Linked DNA regions of Homo sapiens: region 1 is linked to region 2. A link is an interaction called in ENCODE POLR2A ChIA-PET data of the cell type or tissue named here. Cell type or tissue: Panc1. All regions are shown on one strand.

Region 1 (8,000 bases), 300 kb before region 2:
AGGATTCTGGGGAAGACAAAACAACTTTCACATTTGTAAAGAGGCCTGCAGAGGTAGTCAAATACAACAAAAAAAATGTGATTCCCACAAATGTTAGGACGCCAATCACCTCTAGGGAGAAGGCAGCCCATGTCTACAAGGTGACCCCTTTATAATTGTTCGCTAATCTGCACTGAGGGGTTTATACATTCTTTATCGTGTTAACTTCTGCATGAAAAGAACAAGTAAAAAATAGTACAGAGGGCAGAGCACTGGACAGTCAGTCTCAACGGACCTCTGGGAAACCCCTTCTCCACCTCGTGCCAAAGCTGAGGGATCGGGGACTGGTGAGGCCAGGGCTGCCCCCTCCCACAAGGGAGCAGCTGTGTGCAGTGCTCAAGCTCTGAAGCCAGGCTCCCCAGGTTCCAATCTGGCCTCCACCCTCTCCTAGCTGTGCAACTTGGAACAAGCAACTTCACCTCTCTGAGTCTCAGATTCCCCATCTCTAAAATGGAAACGATCATTTTAAAAATGCTGACCCCACAGGAATGTTGTGAGTGTAAAGTGCCCTCAGTGCCAGTGTGTGCCACTCCAGTGTGTGCCACTCCAGTGTGTGCCACTTCGAGTGCTCAGTTCTTGCTGGACATGACTCCTACCCCCACCCAGGGGCTGGCAGCCAAGCTCCGAGAGGCCAGCCCTCTCCAGTGCCTGGCAGGCCCTCAGGCCCCAAGGAGGGAGCCTTTGAAAGGGCAGCTGCGGGCAGCTCACAGGGGGACAAGCCAGCCACTTCTTTCCTGCCCTTTTTTCTTTTTTAAGCGTTTTTTTCACTATGATGCCCCCAGGCTTGGCACTTGGTCCTGCCATCTGCATCAGCTCCAGAGACAGGCCCTGCAGGAAGGCTGGAAACAGGGAGGGCCCGGGCACATCTTCACAGCCGCCCTCCCCAGCTCCCGGAAGCCTCGGTGGCCAGCCACCTGCAGCACGTCCCGTCACAGGCTAGGGCAGAGCCAGGCCTGGCAGGCGCTCTCCCTGGGCACCAAGAAGCTCTCAACCTCCACCTGGGAGAGACAGCTGGGAGATCAGACCCCATCTTCTCCTAACCTGCTCCCAACCCCAGCCAGCTCAGCCTGCAATCCCCAACAGACAGAGTCCCAGGGTGTCCCGGTGGCATGGGGTCAAGGCCAGTGGGGGCTGGCCCCAAGGTCACATTGTCCAGAGGGAAACAGAGAATCTCCCAGCAGTAATGGAGTGACACATAGGTCCAAAGAGGGGTTCCCAATTTAGAAAACTCAGCAGGGACTTCCCAGGACAGGCAACCTGTCACACTGGCCAGAATCCAGGGAGATGACTGAGGGGCCAAGGGGGGTAGCGAGGACTGGGCTGAGGTGGGAAGGAACCCAGGGCCCTGGCTGGAGCAGAGCCAGGGGGAGAGGAAGAGAGAGGAGGGCTGGAGGCAGCAGGGGCGGGTCACGCAGGGTTCTGCAGATGGGTTTTATCTCCAGAGCAGAGAACCTTAGGAGGGTTACGCAAGCTGCAGAGGGGCAAGGTCCCACTCCAAAGTGGAGATGCATCTGGCCGTGGAGCGCGGGTGAGGGCAGAAGCCACAGCCAAGGGAGAGGCCACTGTGCCAGTCCAGGAGAGTGATGTGGCGGGCGGCCAGGCTGGGCGCAGCGAGGTGGGAGAGGGGCTGGCATGGAGAGCATCATGCATTAGAGAGTCCGAAAGGCAGGCAAGCGATGGTGAGAATCAAGAGGCCCGCTCCTCCTCTCTGACCCTGGGCAGAGCTAGTCGGGGAGGGAAGGAGAGGGTGACAACATCCACTTCCTGCACAGGACCCTTTCAGGGGCACAGCCATCCCGTGTCCCTGGCCAGGAAACTGCTGCTCTGAGGGAGGAGTCACCCAAGGCCACGTGGCAAGGAAGGGAGTGAGCCAGGATCCAAACCCAGGACCAAGTGCTTGGGCCATGGGGAGCCAGGGCACCAGGGCACAGGGCTGGCAGCGTGGAGTCGAGGCTGCTCCAGCCCAGGCTGCCCGCGAGCGGCCAGGGCATGTGGGCCACAGTGTGGACTGAGCCCCACGCCTCCCCGGCAGAGCCGCCCCCGTCAGGGCTTCCCGGGGCCGGGCGTCTCCCAGCTCAGCCCCGCAGCAGCAGGTCTCACTCGCTGTGTCACGCTCCCCTGTGCTCACACCCACCACTCACTCGCTCAAGGCCGCAGTCGCACTTGCTCACTCTGCTGCACTCACATTCACACTCATTCACACTCGTGCACACCCGGTTCACACTCACCGGCTCGGGGCCACCCACACACATTCCAGCTCAGGCCCAGGCCCACTGGCCGGCTCCGTGGGCCCTCCCCGCACAGCATCCCACCAGCTCCTTCATGCTCACTGTCCCCCAGCAAGCTCCCACGCTCCCCCTCACCCTCCCAGGCAGGCTGGGGGAACCCGGGCACCCCCCATTCCTCTGAAGCCACCAGCTCAGTCCACCCACAGCTGGAAGAAGGGCCGGGCCTCCATCCTCGCGCCCCTGGGGCTGGCCAGGCTAGTCTCCCGGCAAAGCAGATGCACGGGGAGAGCAAGGACCAGTTCCAAGGCTCCCCTCTGCCAAGCCCACCATGACCACGCATGGCCCACAGGCTGAGACTTGCCCCCACCTGCCAGCACCCCCCTTGTCAGCTCCCAAACAAGCCCACCTCCTGGCGTTGGCTTTTACCCTCAACTCTACCAAACGCACCGTCACCCTGCTCTCCACCCTGCTGGAACCAGAACAAGCACCATCTTTTCCTCCTCCAGGAAGCCCGCCTGGCTCACCCCAGCCACAAAGGCCAACCTGACTCGTCCATTCGCCACACCCAGAGATGGGAAGCCACCACCCACAGCCACACAGCTGCAAGAGGCAGAGCCAGCCGACATTCAAACCCAGAGGCAGCTTCGACCTGCCTCGACCAGGACACCATCAACCTTCAGCTGCTCAACAAACAGAGGGGACAGACCCCCTGTTACCTGCCAGGTACAGGGGCATGACTGCGAACACAAAAGCTGAGGGTCTTAGGGGCCAAGGTCACACACACACACACCCAAACACCCTCCGGTACACCCATAAGTGAGCAAGGTGATTGCAAAGAGTGGCCCCTGGAGTGACGGACATAAACCATGGCGACCCAGCAGTGGTGGGAGGGAGGGCAGGGAGGGCAGGGAGGGCCCCCTGCAGGAGGAGACACTGGAGCCAAGCACAGAGGGCCGAGGAACAGGTGTCCATGAGGAAGGAAAAAAGAGCACTCCAGGCAGAAGGCACAGCCTGTGCAAAGGCCCAGGGGCAAGAACCAGATCAGAGGGTTAGAGAAGCTGGGGCAGCCAGAGGGCTGGGGAGTGGAGAACTGGAGAGGGTTGGGGAGTAGAGCTGGAGGGGGATGGAGGTGGAGAGCTGGAGGGGGATGGGGAGTGGAGCTGGAGGGGGATGGGAGTGGAGATGGGGGGATGGGGGTGGAGATGGAGGGGGATGGGAGGAGGATATGCAGGGGGATGGGGAGTGAAGAGCTGGAGGGGGATGGGGTGGAGAACTAGAGGGGGTGGGAGGTGGAGAGCTAGAGGGGGGTGGGGAGTGGACTGGAGGGGGATGGGGAGTGAAGAGCTGGAGGGAGATGGGGGTGGAGATGGAGGGGGGTGGGGAGTGGAGAGATGGAGGGGGATGGGGAGTGGGGAGATGGAGGGGGATGGGGGTGGAGAGCTGGAGGGGGATGGGAGGTGGAGGGGTGGATATGGAGGGGAATGGGGAGTGAAGAGCTGGAGGGGGATGGGGGTGGAGATGGAAGGGGATGGAGAGTGGAGATGGAGGGGGCTGGAGAGTGGAGAGCTGGAGGGGGGTGGGGAGTGGAGAGCTGGAGGGGGATGGGGAGTGGAGATGGAGGGGGATGGGGAGTAGAGAGCTGGAGGGGGATCTGGGGTGAAGAGCTAGAGGAAGATGGGGAATGGAGATGGAGGGGGATGGGGTGGAGATGAAGGGGGATGGGGAGTGGAGATGGAGGGGGTGGGGAGTGGAGATGGAGGGGGATTGAGTGGAGAGCTGGAGGGGGATGGGGAGTGAAGAGCTGGAGGGGGATGGGGAGTGGAGAGCTGGAGGGAGATGGGGAGTGGAGATGGAGGGGGATGGGGAGCAGTGATGGAGGGGGATGGAGGTGGAGATGGAGGGAGATGGGGAGAGAAGATGGAAGTGGCTGGGGGTGGAGAGCTAGAGGGGGATGGGGGAGATGGAGGGGGATGGGGAGTGAAGAGCTGGAGGGGGATGGGGAGTGGAGATGGAGGGGATGGGAAGTGGAGAGCTGGAGGGGGATGGGAAGTGGAGAGCTGGAGGAGGATGGGGAGTGGAGCTGGATGGGGTGGGGAGTGGAGAGCTAGAGGGGGATGGGGAGTGGAGAGCTGGAGGGGGACGGGGAGTGGAGATGGAAGGGGATGGAGGAGGAGATGGAGGGGTGGGGAGTGGAGATGGAGAGGGAAGGGGAGTGGTGATGGAGGGGTATGAGGAGTGGAGATTGAAGGGGATGGGAAGTGGAGATGGAGCAGGTGGGGAGTGGAGATGGTGGGGGGGTGGGGATGGAGCTGGAGGGGGATGGGGGTGAGGATGGAAGGGGATGGAGAGTAGAGATGGAGGGGGTGGGGAGTGGAGAGCTGGAGGGGGATGGGGAGTGGAACTGGAGGGAGATGGGGAGTGGAGATGGAGGGGGATGGGGGTGGATATGGAGGGGGATGGGGGTGGATATGGAGGGGGATGGGGAGTGGAGATGGAGGGGGATGGGGAGTGGAGATGGAGGGGGTGGGGAGTGGAGATGGAGGGGGTGGGGAGTGGAGAGCTGGAGGGGGAGGGGGTGGAGAGTTGGAGGGGGATGGGGAGTGGAGAGCTGGAAGGGGATGGGGGCTGTGTTCCTGGCCACAGGAGGGGAGCCACGTGCTCCAGTGGAACACATAACTGAGTAGGAACAGTGTGGGGCAGGGCCAGCGAGGACACCTTTGGGTCAATCCCTGAGGGCTCCATGGAGGCATCGACCTCTTGCCCTCCCAGACCCAGCCTCAGCCTCTTCCTGCATGGAGGATCAGAACTGTGGGGCTCCAGCCTCAATGCTGGGCAAGGGCTTGGTGTCTGGACTCTGGAGCCTTTCCCACCAGACCTGCAGCAGCCACAGGAACAGGGCGGGCCATTGCCTCGGGGCTCCTGTGCCTCCAGGACCCATGATTACTCAAGCCCAGGGCTCAGTATAAATCCTCCCTCTCAGCCCAGCCTCCCCTGACCAGCGGCCACACCGGCCACAACAGCCACACCCTTGGCAGGGCCACATGAGGGACATCTTCCAGAAGGGAGAAGGACGGGTGTTGATTGAGCACCCACAGGGCCCACAGAGATGGGCGAGGTGGGCGACAGCAGCCCAGGCTCCACTCCAGGCCACCTCTGCCCTGGGCACCGAGGCCAAGACCCTCAGCGCCCGTCCCAGGCCCTAGGAACCTGCCAGGCCAGCATGAGCCAGCCTCGGGGCGTGCTCCGCAGAAGCTCTAAACTGGACCCCGCAGACCCACAGATCAGACCCTGGCCCCCAAGGGGCAGGCATGACTCCCAGAAGCCTTCCCTGCAGGCTGGAGTTTGGGGACTTCCAGCACAGCACAACCTAGGTGCCGTGAGACATGGAGGCGGCTCACCGCCCTCCCAGGGCCGGCCGGGGTCCACCGGATACATCTTCCCACACGGGGTGAACAAGGAGCCTCCCCTGTCTCCTGCAGTGGTGTCACCTGGTCCCCGTCCCTGTGGTAGCCAGCAGTCCAGACAGCCAGAGCGGGAGGGAGGCAGGCTCCGCAGCCCTTCCATTGAGAAGCCGCCGGGATATGTTTTCCTTCTCCAGGGACAGCTGAGGCAGCCTGCCCCGTGCCAGCCCTCCTGGAATCTGCAGAGGCAGCCACCCAGAGTTCACCAAGGTCTCAGTCCCCACTGGACTGCAACAGCCAAGGGCGGGTGGGTGGGCGAAGATGGGGGTCACAGCCTCTCTCCCTCCCATCCCTCCTCCACCAGCTAGGGCAAGGGCCACCAGACCAAGGCCAAGGGGGCTGGCAGCATGGATGTGAGTGATCAGGGCCTGCAATGGGATCAGTAGGGAGGTGGGGATGGGCCGCAGCCCCGTCCAGAGGGGGACTGAGGAGCAACCCCGTGCCCTGCCCAGGAACGCGCCCCAGCCCCAGGGCCACCTGTCTGCTCCCAACAAGGAAGGCTGCACTGACACCGGGCATAGCGACTGGGGAGGAGCCGCTGCAAAAAACCATGACAACGATCATCACAATAATAACAGCCCTCACTTCCTGCCAGGCCACGTGCATCTCCACTGTCCGGACCCTGTTTCAGGGGTGGGGAAACAGACCCACACGGGGTTACCTGCCCCAGGTCACACAGCCAGTGAGGGGCGGGGAGACGGGACCCCGAGCATCTGACCCTCTGCCCTCGGCCACTCCATTCTCCACCCCGACAGCGCCGTGGATTTAGCAGGGACTAGGCTTCCCAGAAACCTCGCCGCCCCTCTCCTCGCTGCGGGGTGTGGGGCCGCCATCAGAGACAGCAGCCGGCAGGAGCAATTAGAGGCCAGGAAGGAGCCGGGGTATCGACCGCTTTTGGGAGGGAAGGGGGACGCGGGCTCTGTCGGGGTGGCAGCAGCCTGGCTCATGGCCAAGCACGGGCCACGACAGGGCAGGGAGCGCAGCCCAGGCCGGGAGGCCGCGGAGGCCCCACGCGGCAGCACGGAAAGGCCAGCTGTCCGTCCACCTGTCTGTCCAGCCCCCTCACCCTCACAGGCACCGACAGCCCCTCGGTGCCTGAAGCTCAGGGTTTCGCTGCCTCCGCACAATGCTAAGCCCCTTACGATGATTAACTCGTTTAATTCTTAACAACCGCCCCACATCCTCCCCCTGTGCAGATGGAGGCAGTGAGGCAAGAAAGCCCTCCCAGAGAGTTCCCAGGACTGGGATCCACACTCAGCGTCAGTCAGCACCAGCGACGCCGCCTCTGCCCGGCACCCCCTGCCCGGGGAGCCCCAGCGGGGAGGGAGATGAATGGAAAGGGTGCACTGGAGACTGCTGGATGAGATGGAAGCTTCGGGAAACCTCTCTATGCCCCGCAGTGACCCTGTCTGTAAAAGAGGAACATCACAACACCTGCCTCACAGTATGCTGTAGATGAACTCAGGTTTAGCCCCACAGATAGGCAGAGCAAGTACCCCAAAATGTCAGCTGCTGGCTTCTCCCAGAGAGGCTGCCTGGCCTGGGGACCCCTGAATCTGCAGCTGAACAGAAAAACCACTGCAGACTCTCCCCAGCCTCTGCCCCGGGCTGCCCGCCCAGGAGCAGGGTCTGGCCTTTAGAAGCTCCCTGGAGGGCGGGGGCACCATCCGCCAGAAGCAATTAATTGCTGGGTCAAGAGATGGTGAAAGAGATTTGTCACGAGGGCCTGGGGATATTCAGGGTGGGAGGGTGGCCCACACTGATTCAGTTGCCCCACCTTCCACCTCACAAGCAGGCTCCGCCCCCACTCAAACCCCCAGGACATCCTCCTCTGCCTCCACACCCGCCCGGGCCCAGGGTAGGTCAGGGATGCAGCCCCAGCACCCGTGACCTGCTCCCAGGAGGGACCTGCTTCCACCATTCAGCCGGTGCCCACACACAGGAGGGGACAGCCAGGCACAAGTGGGGCTGACATACAGAGTCCCCGGTGGGCCCCAAATGGGCCTGAGACCCAGATCAAATCCCTGAGCCATCTCATCTTGGCAGGAGACTGCGACCCCTGTGTGTGCTGCTCAACTTCGCAGAGGCAGTTTCCTCTCGGTGAAACGGAGGCAATTATATTAGGTGGCTAAAATCAGGCTGGCTCCCGCTCCAGCCCTAGTGCTGTCATTTTTTAAAGCCTGAGGAAGGTGCCTTGCTTCTCGGAACCTCAGTGTGCCCATCTGTAAAACGGGGATGATGCCAGGGGCTACTCTGAAGAGAAATTTACAAC
Region 2 (8,000 bases):
GGTCCCTGAGCCACAGCCCCTGAGGCCCCCAAAAGGGGCCCAACCAACAAGGGGCTGAGGGTCCGGGCAGAGCCTCCCACTCCAGGCATGAGGTCTCGGGCAATTTCTGAACACTGGAGCAGGTCCACCTTTCAAACCTCATTACTGCCCTACAGAACGACTTTTGGTGTGAGCATAGTACTGTGGTCATGCTTGGGGATTTTCTTTTGCTTTATCATTGTGGTGGTGTTTACTAGGTACCTGTTCGGGCAGTGGTTCTTGAAGTGTGGTCCCTGGCTGAGCGTGGTGGCTCACGCCTGTAATCCCAGCACTTTGGAAGGCAAAGATAGGAGGATCACTTGAGCCCAGGAGTTCAACAGTCTGGGCAACATAGCAAGATCTCATCTCTAGAACAAAATTTTTTTACAATAGCCAGGCATGGTGGCATGTACTTGTAGTCCCAGCTACTTGGGAGGCTGAGGCAGGAGGATTGCTTGGGCCCAGAAGGTCGAGGCTGCAGTGAGCTGTGATTGCACCACTACACTCCAGGCTGCACAACAGAGCAAGACCCTGTCCACCCCCCCAAAAAAAAGGCGGTCTCCAAACCAGCAACATCAGCATCACTTGGGAACTCGATAAAAAAGCAGATTCCCAGGCTCCATGCCAGGTCTGCCGACTCAGACACTCAGGGGCTGGGGCCTGGTGATCCGTGTTTTAGTGAGCCCTCCAGCGTCCAGACTCCAATGCACCATGAAGTGCCGTGGCTATACTAGAGACACTGACGGATGAGGCAATGTCTGACATGAGCCCCAGAACAATGTGGAAAAGGGGAAAGTGTATGGAGGCACGTGCAGAAGGCAAGACTTGGTATCTCCTCAGCAAGTTACAGGGCCCGTGACCATCGCACCGGTCTATTTTTATGTATGTTTGAATTTTTTTTTTTTAAGAGACAGGGTCTTGCTCTGTCACCCTGGCTGGAGTGCACTGGTGCAGTCCGAGCTCACTGTAGCCTTGAACTCCTGGGCTCAAACCATCTTCCTGCCTCAGCCTCCTTGTAGCTGGGACCACAGCAGCTTCTGTCACCATACTCAGCTAATTTTTTCATTTTTTGTAGATTTTATTTTTTGTAGGGGTCTCGCTATGTTGCCCAGGCTGGTCTGAAACTCCTGGCCTAAACCAATTCTCCCGCTTCAACCTCCCAAAGAGCTGGATTACGAACGTGAGACACTGCACCCAGCCCTTGAAATTTTTCATAAATTTTTTTTAATTCACTCAAAATTTCTTATACACCGCATCCTCCCCGCCCCCACTAAAAAAAACACAAACTAGGTCTTGTCTCTTCCTGAAACAGATGCCACAAACTGGGCCCATGGGCCAGATTTTGCCAGTAGATGGGTTTTGAATCACATATTTCAAAATATTTGAATCTGTTGACAGTATCTTAAACCAGCAGGTAAATTCCTGCCTTCTGGCTTCTTTTGGGAACCTGGGTGATGTCCAGCTCTGGGCCTGCATGCCACGTGGCCCAGCCCGCTGGAGCAAAGCAGGAGCCGCTTCACAGTTGGGGTGTGCCCTCCAGCTTGCAACGGGCCCCACCACTCCCTATCACCTCATGCCAGGGCCCTTCCCCCATGTATGTTCCTGCACAGTTTGCAATCCCTGTCCTATAGTAACACACGATGAGAACGTGGCATTCATTCATTCATTCATTCACTCAGTCATTCATTCATTTCAACCCTGCCTGAGCATCCAAAGCGGGCGATCAGTGCTACAGGGGTAAAGTTAATCCAACAGGATTCCTGCCCTCGTGGACTGAGCAGGAAGTGGGGAAGAGGACACGCAATTCACAAGTGACTCAGGTACCCAGTAGGAAGAGCTCAGGGACATCACACGTATTCACTGGCACGCACTGGCAAGCACCAGAGGTCTCGCGCATGTGTCACTGGCCAGAATGTCCATCAGTACAGCCACCTCGGAGAGCCACTGGGCAAAATCTACTGAGGCAGAGCACGATGTTCTGAACTGCTGAACGCATCTGGAAACCACCACCTCCCATCTCTCAGGAAGCACAACAGTAAACATCTGCATTACAGAAGCCACTGGAGGCAAGTTTTATGTTGTTTCCAGCTCAAAGCATCCCATTTAAAGCAATGCTTTCATTTATTTAAACCTAACAATTAGGCTGGGTGTGGTGGCTCACACCTGTAATCCCAGCACTTTGGGAGGCTGGGGCAGGAGGATCACTGGAGCCCAGGAGTTCGAGACCAGCCTGCGCAACACAGTGAGCCCCATCTCTACAAAAAATGTTTAAAAATTTGCCAAATGTGGTAGTGTATGCCTGTAGACCCAGGTACGTGGAAGGCTGAGGCAGGAGGATCCCTTGAGCCCAGGAGATAGAGGCTGCAGTGAGCCATGATCGTGCCACTGTACTCCAGCCTGGGTGACAGAGCAAGACCCTGTCTCAAAATAAAATGAAATAAAATAAAATAGAATAAAGCTAATAATTTGTCTCCATTTTACTGATGAAGAAAGTGAAGTACAGGGAGATTAAACCACTCGCTTGCCCAAGAGCACAAACCCAATGTTGGCACAGAGTCTTGACCTTGGGTCTGACCAAAGGCTGGGCACTGCCTTGGTAAAGGCCCAGCACAGGCGTGGCAAGTAAGGAGCTCAGACCAGCGAAGAGAATGCTGGAAGGTGCATACAGTCCTGGTCCCCGGGCACAGAGATGAATCAAGCACAACCTCTCCTTCCCCGCCAAATCAGGGCCTCATCCTGCTCCCCAGTTGCACCTGCATGACGGGAACTCCAGGCAGCCCACCTCTACTTGCTTTTTTGGACAAAAACAATTTCTACCAGGGCTGATCCCAGCCCCACTGTTTCCACACAAGTCAGACAGTGAATATGCCTTCTTTCAAACACCCCAACCTCAATAAAGCTGGCTGTTTTCAAGCAAAAACATTATTCTTCTCTGTTCTTAGAAAGGTTTCAACAAGCTACAGCCTGTGGACCAAATCCAGCCTGATGCCTATTTCTACTCACCCCACAAGCTAACAATCATTTTGCATTTTCAAATGGAAAGAAGGGAAAGAGGGGAAGAAAGGGAAGAAAGAAAAGAAAGAAAGAAGGAAAGAAAGAAAGAAAGGAAGGAAGGAAGGAAGGAAGGAAGGAAGGGAGAAAAAAGAAAAGAAAGGAAAGAAAAAGAAAGAAAAGAAAAGAAAAGAAAAGAAAAGAAAAGAAAAGAAAAGAAAAGAAAAGAAAAGAAAAGTCAGCCAGCTGGGTGCAGTGCTGCACGCCTGTAATCCCAACACTTTGGGAGACCAAGGTGGGAGGGTCACTTGAGGCCAGGAGTTCAAGACGAGCCTGGGCAACATAGTGAGGACCCCCCCTACACACCCACCCACCAACCTATAAAAAAAAAAAATGAGCCAGGCGTGGTGGCACATGCCTGTTGTCCCAGCTACTCAGGAGAGTAAGGTGGGAGGATAACGAGCCCAGGAGGTCTAGGCTGCAGTGAGCCATGATGGTGCCCCTGCCCCCCAGCCTGGGTGACACAGTGAGACCCTGTCTCCAAAAAATATGTTAAAAATAAATAAACAAACAATTGAAAGAAAAATGCCATTTCATGACATGTGAAAGTTATATGAAATTCACATTTTGGTGTTCATAAATGCAGTGGCACTGGCCCACAGCGGCCACCTCGACTTATTTCTGTGTCGTCAATGGCAGCCTCAGCATCACAGCAGCAGGGCTGAGTAGCTGAGACACAACCCGTGCAGCCTGCAGAGCTGAGCATATTGACTATCTGTCTCTGTACAGAAAAGCATGCCAACCCCAGCCTAGACCACACAGAAATTCAGGAAGGGCCATCCCCTGCCAGGCCAGCTTCACGGGTGAGGCCGGATCTGGCCATTAGGGAGAGGGCCAGGGCGCAGACCTAGTTCTGGCCTCGGCTCAGTCAGCCCCTCCCACCCCGGTCCCCTGATATGCCACATGGAGACGTGACTGCCTCCCCATCCTCCCCGTGGCAGTGCAGAGAGAATGAGATGACCCAGGACATGTGTCTGTTGTGAAGAGGGCACCCGGCTATAAACATGCCTCAGGGAACTATTGTTACAGGAGCCTCCCTGAGCTCACCACTGGCTCCAGTTCAAGAACACGTCATGAAGCCAGCCAAGGTCTTGTAAAATAGGGCAACGGTGGTTTGGGCCTGGAGGAATCAGAAGCTCAGGGCTGCCTGCTTCAAAGGCTAAGTCTTCTGCAACAGGCTCAGCATGTTGGAATTTGACCCTGGCCAACAGGCTGGGCCGTCTGGTCTACCATCTACAAACCAACAGCCCAACCCATTCAAGCAGGAGGGGCCGGTACCATTTCTCCCTTCAGGTTAAACCCTGCCACAGTTTTTAATTTTAATTGGGGTAAACATAAAATTTACCAACTTAGCCTTTTTTTTTTTTTTTTTTGAGATGGAGTCTCGGTCTGTCACCCAGGCTGGAGTGCAGTGGTGTGATCTCAGCTCACTGCAACCTCTGCCTCCCAGGTTCAAGAAATTCTCTGCCTCAGCCTCCTAAGTAGCTGGGATTACAGGCGCCTGCCACCATGCCAGGCTAATTTTTGTATTTTTAGTAGAGACGGGGTTTCACCATCTTGGCCAGGCTGGTCTTGAACTCCTGACCTCGTGATCCACCCACCTTGGGCTCCAAAAGTACTGGGATTACAGGCATGAGCCACTACACGCCCAGCCCAACTTAGCCATTTTTAAGTGTACAGTTCAGTGGCATTAAGGACATTTGCAATGTTGTGCAATTATCAGCAACATCCATCTAAAGAACTCTTTCATCTTGCAAAAGTGAAACCCTGTACCCACTGAAAAAGAGCTCTGCACCCCCTCTCCCCCAGCCCCTGGCACCCACCATTCTCTTTTCTGTCTCTGTGGATCTGGCTACTCTAGGGAGCTCATGCAAATGGAATCGTACGGTATTTGTCCTGTTGTGGCTTATTTCACTCGCATAACTTCCTCAAGGCCCGTGCATGTCGCAGCGTGCGTCCAAACGTCCTTCCTTTTCCAGGCTGAATCCTATTCCAACGTGTGGATGGGCCCCAGCTTCTTACCCACCACCCATCAGCGGACACTCGGGTTGCTCCCACCGTTGGGCCATCGTGAACAGCGCTGCAATGAACGCGGTGGCCAGATTCCTCTTCAAGTTCCCACTTCCATTTCTTTGATACCCAGAAGTGGGGTTGCCCCACCATATGGTAATTCTATGTTAAATTTTGGGGGGGCCTCCACACAGCAGCTGCACCATCCTACATTCCCAACGGCACACATGGGCCCCGATTTCTCCGCACCCTCACCCCAACGGCACACATGGGCCCCGATTTCTCCGCACCCTCACCCCAACGGCACACATGGGCCCCGATTTCTCCGCACCCTCACCCCAACGGCACACATGGGCCCCGATTTCTCCGCACCCTCACCCCAACGGCACACATGGGCCCCGATTTCTCCGCACCCTCACCCCAACGGCACACATGGGCCCCGATTTCTCCGCACCCTCACCCCAACGGCACACATGGGCCCCGATTTCTCCGCACCCTCACCCCAACGGCACACATGGGCCCCGATTTCTCCGCACCCTCACCCCAACGGCACACATGGGCCCCGATTTCTCCGCACCCTCACCCCAACGGCACACATGGGCCCCGATTTCTCCGCATCCTCACCAATATTTGAGATTTTCTGTTTTCTCAAGTGACCATCCTAATGGGTATGAGTGTGTCTCACTGATTCTCATTTCCCTAACGATGAGCGAGTGTCGCTGAGCACACTTCCATGTCCCCGTTGGCTATCTGCATTTTTTTTTTTTTTAAGACAGAGTCTTGCTCTGTTGCCCAGGCTGGAGTACAGTCTTGGCTCACTGCAACCTCTACCTCCCAGGTTCAAACGATTCTCCTGCCTCAGCCTCCTGAGTAGCTGGGATTACATACAGGCGCCTGCCACCACACCCGGCTAATTTTTGTATTTTTAGTAGAGACGGGGTTTCGCCATCTTGGCCAGGCTGGCCTCGAACTCCTGACCTTGTGATCCGCCCACCTTGGCCTCCCAAAGTGCTGGGATTACAGGCGTGAGCCACCGCGCCTGGCTGCCTGCATGTCTTCTTTGCAGGTGCTTGGTCCGTGTTTTAATGGGGTTGTCTGACTCTTGTTGTTGAGTTGTCCTCGCTTGATTTTAGGACCAGAGTTAAGGCCCACACTCCATCTGCTCTCAACCTCCCTCCCCCGATCTTCTCGTCTCGGAAAATGGCTCCACCATCTACCAAACTCCTCAAACCTTGAGGAACCACCCTTGATTCCTCTCCTTCCCTCGCACCCCAGTCCACTGACCTATCTTGTTGACTCTCCCTGAAAAAAAACTCGAATATGTTCCCTTCTTTCCATTTAGAAAACTACCCCCACCTGGCTCAAATCACCATCTTCTCTGCCTCCCCGCTTCCAGCCTGGCCCCCGACACTCCCTTCTCCAGACAGCAGCCAGAGAGCTCTTCAAGACTGAGTCAGGCTGGGCGTGGTGGCTCACACCTGTAATCCCAGCCCTTTGGGAGGCCAAGGCAGGTGGATCACCTGAGGTCAGGGGTTCAAGACCAGCCTGCCCAACATGGTGAAACACCATCTTTACGAAAAATACAAAAATTAGCCGAGTGTAGTGGCACGCACGTGTAATCCCAGCTACTCAGAAGGCTGAGGCAAGAAAATTGCTTGAGGCTGGGCGCGGTGGCTCACGCCTGTAATCCCAGCACTTTGGGAGGCCGAGGTGGGCGGATCACGAGGTCAGGAGATTGAGACCATGCTGGCTAACACGGTGAAACCCCGTATCTACTAAAAATACAAAAAAATTAGCCGGGCGTGGTGGCGGGCGCCTGTAGTCCCAGCTACGCGGGAGGCTGAGGCAGGAGAATGGCATGAACCAGGGAGGCGGAGCTTGCAGTGAGCGGAGATTGCGCCACTGCACTCCCCCGCCTGGGCAACAGAGCAAGACTCCGTCTCAAAAAAAAAAAAAAAAGAGAATTGCTTGAACTCGGGAGGCGGAGGTTGCAGTGAGCTGATACCATGCCACTGCACTCCAGCCTGGGCGACAGAGAAAGACTCTGTCTCAAAAAAAAAAAAAAAAAATACTGAGTCAGATCATGGCTCTTCCCTGCTCAGAACCCTCCATGGAATTGAAAACCAAATCTGAACTCCTCCAGGTGTCCTGCAAGGCCCCCACATGCCTGTCCCCTTTCACCCCCTCCAGTCACTTCTCCCAACCCCACTGGCCTGCTCCCTCTTCCTCCAACACAGCAGGCTCCTTCGCACCTCCGGCCTTTGAACCTGCTGTGCTCTTTGCCAGCTGCTCCCCAGCTCATAGAGCCCCTCCTCTGAGAGGCCCTCCTGACTCCCACATCAGAAGGAGTCCCCTTCCCAGCAGTGGCTCCATGTCAGCTCACCTGCCTCGTCCCCTTCCTAGCTCTTCTCGCCACCCCACCTCTTCCATGTGCTTCTCCATGGCCCATCCCTCCTGCTAAAGCGTAGCTGCCGTGAGCAGGACCAGGTCTCTTTTGTCCACGGCTGTAGCTCCAACACTTGGCACGAGACCTGGCCCACAATTTGTGAGCAGTAAACATGGGCCGAAAGGATGAGTAGCTTTCCCTGCCACTTCAGCCCTGGGGGTCCCTCCTCCTCCTCCCACAGTCCTGTGTGCCCCATTCAGGTGGTTCATAAACAGCTGCCCGGAGCAGATTCTCCACTGGGGTTTGTCCCATCTGTAAAATGAGGGTTGTAAATGTGCCCAAACAGCTGGGGATGAATGCAAAGCGCCCCACGCCCCGTGTCACTCCCAGCCAGGAGCAAGAGGGCACCATGCCAGTGCTGCCTCTGGCCCAGGCAGTCACCTGTCCAGGGGAAACAGGCCTCTAAGGCTCCAATGGCCTCACGCACTGGAGTTCATCAATAACACAAGCCGAGAAAGCCCCAGGAAAGCTGGAG

What was found. ChIA-PET counts read pairs that join two places held together with the same protein. Peaks named below come from ENCODE experiments on the same cell type or tissue, not always from the same donor. Only the 100,000 strongest peaks of a DNase experiment are listed, where the experiment ranks them.
Region 1: POLR2A ChIA-PET joins it to region 2 with 15 read pairs; 3 of 35 experiments call an interaction of 5 or more read pairs at or near these places.

The regions. Positions count from the first base shown.
Region 1 is chr12:124,537,065-124,545,064 of GRCh38, forward strand. All of the region lies in intron 1 of NCOR2 (nuclear receptor corepressor 2), which reads right to left. Among named protein-coding and RNA genes, the nearest start is that of NCOR2, 27 kb to the right of the region's middle. RefSeq lists enhancers at 2,450-3,159, 5,374-5,907, 6,976-7,510. In Panc1, no CTCF peak of the experiment used is centred here; no DNase peak of the experiment used is centred here; H3K4me3 peaks cover 1,340 bases; H3K27ac peaks cover 6,258 bases.
Region 2 is chr12:124,834,352-124,842,351 of GRCh38, forward strand. All of the region lies in intron 1 of SCARB1 (scavenger receptor class B member 1), which reads right to left. Among named protein-coding and RNA genes, the nearest start is that of SCARB1, 26 kb to the right of the region's middle. RefSeq lists enhancers at 4,957-5,483, 5,484-6,008. In Panc1, no CTCF peak of the experiment used is centred here; a DNase peak (open chromatin) is centred at 4,170; H3K27ac peaks cover 5,350 bases.